Regions from separate parts of the Homo sapiens genome. Here region 2 is linked to region 1. A link is a contact called in ENCODE Hi-C data. All regions are on one chromosome and are shown on one strand. Each heading gives the region's core, a stretch centred on a gene start or an enhancer-like site at or near the end of the contact. The rest is flanking DNA. Distances are from core to core; before and after follow the strand shown.

Region 1 (4,193 bases), core at 1,694-4,193:
AAGGAGCCTTTCCCCAACAGATGTACAGGTGAGAGGAACAGCAAGTGCCCGCTCAGGAGCTTGCCTCCGTCCCTGCAAAGGCTACTGGAGCTCTGCTGCTGGAAATGTCCCTTTAATTCTCCAGAGCCAGAAATTCTTCCAGAATTCACAAGCTGAATGAATGCCACTCTCTGGCTCTGCCAACAGAGCCCAAGCTTCTCGGCAAGGCACAGAAATCCTTGAAATGGGTCCTCCCTTCCCTGCCTTAACCTTCACATTCCTGGACCCTCACAAAGATCACAGGCCCCTGGACAGGCCATGCAGGGGGTCTCTCCTCTCACTGTTCCCTCTACCTAGACTGCCCTCCTGCCCCACCCACCTCTACTTGAGCTCAAAACACCGCTCTGGGCTTGGCACAGTGCCTCAGGCCTGTGATTCCAGTGCTTCGGGAGGGAGGCTGGCTTGAGTTCAGGAGTTCAAACCAGCCTGGGCAACATGGTGAGACCCCATTTCTACAAAACATGTAATAATTAGCTGGGTGTGGAGGCACACACCTGTGGTCCCGGGTACTCAACAGGCTGATGCGGGAGGATCGCTTGAGCCCAGGAAGTGAAGGTTACTGTGAGGGTGCCACCATATTCCCTCACGACCCCCCCAACTACCTACACACACCTCATGCCAGACACACTACTTCCTGGTATACACACTGCGTGGGGACGCTCCTACACATGTCACTGTGCCCTAATAAGATTGGGTCCTAAGGATGACAACTGGCTCTTATTTGCCTCGGTATAACCAGTGCCAGCCAAAGGCCTGTCACATAATACCTGTGTGTGTCTTGAATGAACTCATCAGAACTTGGTTGTTTTTCCTCTACCTTGCCACCAAAGGCAGCAGTGGTTCACATCCTTGCATAGATTAGAATCACCTGGGAGGGAAGATTTTACAACCTACCAAGGGAGAGGGGAGGGGCCAAACCAATTAAATCAGAAATTCTGGGCTGACGCAGTGGCTCCTGTCTGTAATGCCAACACTTTGGGGGGCCGAGGTGGGCGGATCACTTGAGGCCAGGAGTTGGAGACCAGCCGGGCCAACAGCGCGAAATTAGCCAGGCCTGGTGGCGGGCGCCTGTAATCCCAGCTATTCGGGAGGCTGAGACACGAGAATCGCTTGAACTCGGCATGCAGAGGTTGCAGTGAACCGAGATCGCACCACGGCACTCCAGTTTGGGCGACGGAGCGAGACCCTGTCTTTAAAAAAAAAAAAAAAAAGGCCGGGAGCGGTAGCTCACGCCTGTAATCCCAGCACTTTGAGAGGCCGAGGCGGGAGGATCACGAGGTCAGGAGATCGAGACCATCCTGGCTAACACGGTGAAACCCCGTCTCTACTAAAAACACAAAAACTTAGCCGGGCGTGGTGGCGGGCGCCTGTAGTCCCAGCTACTCGGGAGGCTGAGGCAGGAGAATGGCGTGAACCCGGGAGGCGGAGGCTGCAGTGAGCCGAGATCGCGCCGCTGCACTCCAGCCTGGGCGACAGAGCAAGACTCCGTCTCAAAAGAAAAAAAAAAAAGAAAAACCCTCTGGAAGTGGGGCCCAGAAAAAGGCTCTTACAAAAAAAGTTTCCCAGATGCTGAAAATCAGATTTACATCCATGTTTCTCAAAACCAGGTGATATTCCACCTCACCTGGAAAGCTTAAAAAAAGAGACTCCCAAAGTTGAGAGTCGGCTACAGTAGGTTCTCTATGGAGACCCAAAACGTGTATTTAGGACATTTCCTAGGTGATTCTAAGGTGCCGATATAAGAGGCACTGTCGTATCTTAAGAGCAATCAAGGAACGACAGTTAAGGAACAGAGAGTACCTACTAGACACGGTGCTATGTGCTTTACGCACAGTGCCTGAACTGACCCTCGTATCAACCCATTTTACAGGTGAAAAAACCAAGATTAAACGTTATTTCAATGGCCCAAGGTCACACAGTTAAAGATGAAGGCTCTGCTGGGGTTTCCAAAACTTTCCCAGGAAATGATAGTGAAGCTATCTAGGACTGCTACTAAAAAATACTCCTGGCTAGGCGCAGTGGCTCACGCCTGTAATCTCAATTCTGGAGGCTGAGGCAGGTGGCCTGCTTGAGCCCAGTAGTTCGAGACCAGCCTGGGCAACATGGTGCGACCCTAGTCTCTACAAATACTTAAAAAATTAGTCGGGCATAGTAGTGCACGCTTGTAGTCCCAGCCACTCAAGAGGCTGAGATGAGAGGATTGTCTGAACCCAGTAGGTAGAGGCTACAGTGGGCTATGATGGCACCCCTGCACTCCAGCCTGGATGACTGAGCAATACCGGTCTGGACAAAACAAAACAAAACACAACAAAACTCCTATCCCTGCAACCCAGAGCCTGCAGGAGGGAGCTGAGCATGTGCGCTTTTTAAAACATCTTTATTTTTTGGCGGGGATGAGGCCGCTTTGCCCTCGCCGCGCCGCGCAGTGCTGCATCCTGAACAGCAGAGGGCGCGCCGGGAAGCCACCAGGTGACCCCCGCTGGACCCGAGGCCCACCAAGGGGGCCGGCCCCTACTGGGAACCCTGGACCCTTTTCCCTGAAGCTCCTTAACAGTTACTTTCACTTTGCACCGCACGCGCTGCGCTGGAGTGCGCGTCCTCCCCGCGCAGGTGGCGTCCGTGGGCTGTGCAGGGTCCCAGGTGCGTCCGCGGCCCCACTGCGGCCCCCTTACTTGGCGTAGTAAACCCAGCCGTCCTTGGTGGTTCTCTCCTCCCAGCCCGGAGGCAGCTCGTCCTCACTGTCCGTGTCGTCCAGCCCCGCGTAGCGCAGCGCTGCCATGGCTGACTGTGGAGGCACCTGGCCCCCCTATCGCCCGCTGCCGGGTCCACTCGCTCAGGAACTCACTCCCGCTCCAAACGAGACCCGCGCGCGTCGGGGCCCGACCGCTCACGCCTGCGCACTGCGCCCTCCAGGGGCCGCTCCGCCGACCACGAAGCTGAAATCCAGTCTCCGCAATATCGCGACGGCCGGCGTCAAAGGGGCAGGGCCTGGAGAGGAAGGCGGTGAAAGTGCCTAAGAGATCGCGCTGCCGCCGGGCTAGACAGCAAAGCCGGAGAGCGCTCCGAGGCGCTAGAGATAGAGCGGAGCCTTGTCAGCCTCCCCGCCGCAGGGAAGGGGCGTGCGCATCCAGTTTCGGGCCAGGACTCCGCCCGTTGCTGGGCGACCCGTAATCACTTCCGCGTTGTTCTGGCCAATCCTGCAGGAGCCCGGCAATTGGATATGGGAAATGTAGTCCAGGTGGCGCCTGACCAAAAAGCGGCGCCCGACTAAAAAGCGGCGCCCATGCTGTTGTCCTGGGCTTCTGTCTCTCCTTGCCTTGGGGTCTCGTGAAAGTCCGTGATCACAAACCTTCCAGGGCTTGCCAGCATTCGTGCTGATTCACAACCTTTGTTTTGCATATGAACACAATGTTAAAATATAACCTGGAGAACTTAAAACTGCTGATTCCTGATTTCCTGGTTTTAGAGAACTTTCTTTCAGCCAAAACACATAATAGAGACTGTGATAATAGAGACTGTTGTTTAATAGAGACTCATGATAATAGAGACTGATGATAATAGAGACTGATTGATAATAGAGACTGTTGATAATAGAGACTGATGTTTACGGAGCACTTAATGTGCGGTCCAGGCCAGAAATGCACAGACATCACATGTAGCTGACACCTTTGTGTAGTGGGCACAACTCAGACAGGGTAGCTAGGCCGGGCTCAGTGGCTCATGCCTGTAATCCAAACACATTAGGAGGCTGAGGCAGGAGGATCACTTGAGGCCAGGAGTTTGAGAACAGCCTGGGCAACATCGCAAGACCCCTGTCTTTACCAAAAATAATTATTTTTTTAGTTTGCCGGGCGTGGTAGTGCACATCGGTAGTCCCAGCTACTCATTGAGGCTGAAGGGGGAGGATCACTTGAGCCCAAGAAGTCGAGGCTGCAGTGAGCTATGATCGGGCCACTGCACTCCAGCATGGACGACAGAGAGAGCTGCTGTCTTTAAAAAACTGCCTCACCTTTAGAGAATTTCCTTTAGTAAGTCTGGAATAGGTCCAGAATCTGGAAAGAAAGGGAGGGAGGGAGGGAGGGAGGGAGGAAGGAAGGAAGGAAGGAAGGAAGGAAGGAAGGAAGGAAGGAAGGAAGGAAGGAAGGAAAATAAAA
Region 2 (4,019 bases), core at 444-2,943, 2.5 Mb before region 1:
GTTGATGGACATTTAGGTTGATTCCCTATCTTTGCTACTGTGCATAGTGCTGTGATAAACATATGAGCAGATATCATTTTTATATAATGATTTCTTTTCCTTTGAGTAGATACCCAGTAGTGGGATTGCTGGATCAAATAGCAGATCTACTTTCAGTTCTTTGAGAAATCCAGGAGTGGTCTTTTAAAAACACAAATTCGAATACATTACTCTACAGATTAAAATCCATTGAAGGCTTTGTACCAGATTCAGTTTAAATACCATCCTGTATCTGAGCACTTGCCTTGCTTTCTAGCTGGGGCAGCCCTAGCAGCGTCTTATATTGTTCCCTAGTTTTATAGCCAGGTTGTTGAGGCAGCAGGTGGGGAAGCCAGGTAGTAGGCTTCAGAGAGAATAGATATACATGTTTCTTATCAGACTTAAAGAGTCTTTTCTGTCAGTCTTAAGGTCTGTGTTGATGTTAATGCTCGTCAGCTGGGCCTGAATTACAAAGGGAGGAGCATGCCTCTACTGTTGCTCCAAATCCCAGTTACTGTTAGGGTCTCTCCGGCCATGAGCCTGCATGGCCCTCTTTTCTCCTGCCCAGGGGCTTCCTCCAGGTGCAAGACACTACATGATCCACCTGGTGTTCCCACATGCCCAGTGCTTACACATCAGAAGTGCAGGAGTTAATCACCTATGGGGCAAATGTTGACCAATGCCTTATGGAAGCCTTGTGTAAAGTCCCCTGTCTTCCCTCGCTTAGATGGATGTTTCAGAGATGCAATCTTTCTCACGTTCTCTGCAAAGATGCCTGGTAAAGCCAAAGAGATCATCTTGTCACCAAGTCATGACCAGTTGGGTAATGACATCCTTCTATTTGCTCCCAGTGCCTCCCTTACTTACTCCCCCTTTCCCTCATTTCTACTTCCCAGGGATTGCACTCCCTGGAAAGCTTTACCCTCGGGCTCAGTTTCCTAGGGAACCACGGACTAGAAGTTCTCATTTTGAGGTCTTCATAGACCTCATCTCTTCTCATGATGCCACTCCTTCTTCTCCCTGTACTCAATGTTCCAACTTCTACAATCTACTCTTGGTTTCCCCTACCAGCCAGCAGTCCCATTCCTTTGTTTACACTGTGTCCTTGTCTTCAAAACCTATTAATACCTATTATTCTATCAAGACTTCACTCAGGGATCACCCCTCTCCCCCACCGCCAGGAGCCTTCCCTGATCCTCCTCCCCTCTCCACATAGAATTAATCATTCCTCTTCTTCACCCTGTTGTATTCTTCCAGAGTTCTCTGATAGCAGCTCCACTTGGTACTTCATTGCATGTACTTATTCATGCTCAAATGCAAGTTCCACAAGGGAAGATATTTTTTGCATTTTGTACATTTTTGTGCCCATTTTTTGAATAAATGAATATCTGACCCTTTCAGCTATGCGACTATGTTTTGCACATCAGTGTCTCCAAATGCCATCCTAGGGCCATTGTAGGGTGTACAGAGCAGAAGCTCATACATATTTGATGAATGCATGAGTGAAATTTAGTCTAAATCATTGAGCATGTATTGAACAATCATCATGAGCAGAGATGAACCCCTCATGCTAACCATTTGCCTCAACAATGCACAAAGTTTCTCACAAAAAGCAGCCAGACGCTGTGGATGAGTCATTTCAAAACCAACCCAGTACTAAGAAGACAACCACAAGCTTTGAGTCGCTACATGGCTGGCCAGAAGCTTGATCTTCTGAGTGTGAGTCCCAGCTGGGAAGCACAAACTATTGTGTTCACCGCAGGAGTCAGAAATGCCTGGGCCTGTCTAGAAGATGATGGGATGGCCTCATGGAGATTCTTTGCTCAGGGTCTCCTGGGAAAGAAACATTCTGAAGGAAGATTGAATCCAGGCCAAAAGCTTGCTGCAAGAACAGAGGTCCATATCTGAGGAAGGCGCTTCCCCACTGAACTCCCCCTAGAGCAAGGCAGCTATGGTAAAACCTGAGCACAGAACCAAAGAGCTGCTTCATATCAAAACTTGGTGAGGCGCTGCAAGCACAGAGCCGTGGTGTTTTTTAACCAGGGAAACAGGATGTAGCCCGAGTGGGGATAGGTACTTTCCCACCAGGGGTGGTTGTTGGAGCCCATGATGGCGTCAAGCTAGAGGACATAGTGCAGTGCAGTGGGGCTTTGGGAACAGCAATGGACGCTTCCACAGAGAGATGGCGCTGGAGCTGGTGAGCAGGACTATATGGCAGGCTCCATGGAATACCTAAAAGGGGCTTGTTCTTGAGCTGATGTGTGATGCCCCTGGTAGCATATAGTGGGGATAATGGGAAGATTAAGTCAGAGAAGGAAAGTTTTTGTATTGCTGTTGCTATTTTATATTTTTATTGTTGTATCAAATGACCCTAGGTTCTGACATATATATAAACCATTGGTAATTGATTTAATTATATAATTTATGTAAAGTCTTAACCCAATGTCTGTACATAGTAAGTGCTCAATTGCTTTTAGCTATTATTATTATTATTATTAATGAAGGAGATAGTACTAATTCATCCAGGCCGCTATAACAAAATACCATAAACTGGGTAGCCTATAAGCCACTGAAATCCATTGCTCACAGTTCTAGAGGCTGGGAAGTCCAAGATCAAGGCACCAGTAGATTTTATGTCTGGTGAGAGCCTACTTTCTCAGATGGCACCTTCTCACTGCGTCCTCACATGATGGAAGGAGCAGGGAGCTCTCTCAGGCCTATTTTATAAGGGCACTGATTCCATTCATGGTGGATTTGCCCTCATAACCTAATCAACTCGTAAAGGCCCCGCCTCCTAATACCATCACCTTGGCAGTTACATTTCAACATAGGAATTTTAGGGGAACACAAAAATTCACACCATAGCACCAGGGTCGGGGATAGAGAAATGGCTTTTGATTACAATTGCTCTGACCCCTGTTTTTATCTCTGGACTAATAATAGGGCTGGGGATCACATAGGCAATGTTTAAATACGTGTGTTGAAGTTATTAAAAAAAGAAGGAGAGAAAGAGAGACTCAGAATAGAGACTTGCAGATTCTAGTTTCCATCTTGGTTCTACCCACATGGATTGAGTGTCACCATATGTCCCTGGGCTAGGCACTCTTGGCTTGCCATTGTACTTAACCCTCTTGGAATTTTTCTGAGTCGTAATTTTTCCCTGTGAAAGATAGGGAAACTGAGGCTTGGGGACTGGAAGATATCTAGTAAGTCTTGCTCTCCTGTGAAATATAGGGAAATTGGCCAGGCAAGGTAGCTCAAGCGTGTAATCCCAGCACTTTGGGAAGCTGGGGTGGGTGAATTACCTCAGATCGGGAGCTCGAGACCACCCTGACCACATGGAGAAACCCCATCTCTACTAAAAATACAAAATTAGCCAGGCATGGTGGTGCATGCCTGTAATCCCTGCTACTCGGGAGGCTGAGGCAGGAGAATCGCTTGAACCCAGGAGGCGGAGGTTACAGTGAGCCGAGATCATGCTATTGTACTACTCCCGTCTGGGCAACAAGAGTGAAACACCTTCAAAAAAAAAAGAAAAGGAAGGAAGAAGGAAAGAAGAAAGAAAGAAAGAAGAAAGAAAGAAAGAAAGAAAGAAGAAGGAAAGAAAGAAAGAAAGAATGAAAGAAAGAATAAAGAAAGAAAGAAAGAAAGAAAGAAAGAAAGAAAGAAAGAAAGAAAGAAAAAGAAATATAAGGAAACTGAGGGTTGGGGACTAGAAGATACCTGGGAAGCCTTCCTTTCCTGTTGTAAGAGGTGATGAAATGAAGACTCACCTGGGTAAAAGTCACCTGCCCAAGGTTTTCTTACCTTATAGATGAAGGAAATGAGATACAGGAAGCTTAAGATGCTAGTCTGAGATCTTAGGCTGGTTAGAATCAGCAGCCAGTGCCAACATTTGAACATCCTCTCTGACTTCAAATTGCTTTATACCCCACTCTCCTGTCTCAGGCATGAGAAAGGCCTGGAGTGTCTTGGCCCCAGTGCAATGGAAACAAAAATGG

Evidence for each region. Hi-C counts contacts between places; a loop is a spot of excess contacts on that map. Pooled maps may share reads with other maps.
Region 2: a loop to region 1 is called in a pooled map, with 17 times the contacts of the local background. The contact joins the enhancer-like site here to the promoter of WWOX in region 1. A Hi-C loop is called at or near these places in 9 of 50 pooled maps.

Annotation. Positions count from the first base shown.
Region 1 is chr16:78,098,404-78,102,596 of GRCh38, reverse strand. It overlaps WWOX (WW domain containing oxidoreductase), which reads right to left and starts at 2,943. Exons shown (of 9, transcript NM_016373.4): 1 at 2,712-2,943. The coding sequence starts at 2,818. RefSeq lists an enhancer at 2,210-2,709.
Region 2 is chr16:80,578,330-80,582,348 of GRCh38, reverse strand. No RefSeq gene overlaps it. Among named protein-coding and RNA genes, the nearest start is that of LINC01227, 7.5 kb to the right of the region's middle. RefSeq lists an enhancer at 1,683-2,172. Within about 2 kb of position 1,693, at least 3 of the 41 ENCODE cell types and tissues checked have a DNase peak (open chromatin) inside an H3K27ac peak, as active enhancers do.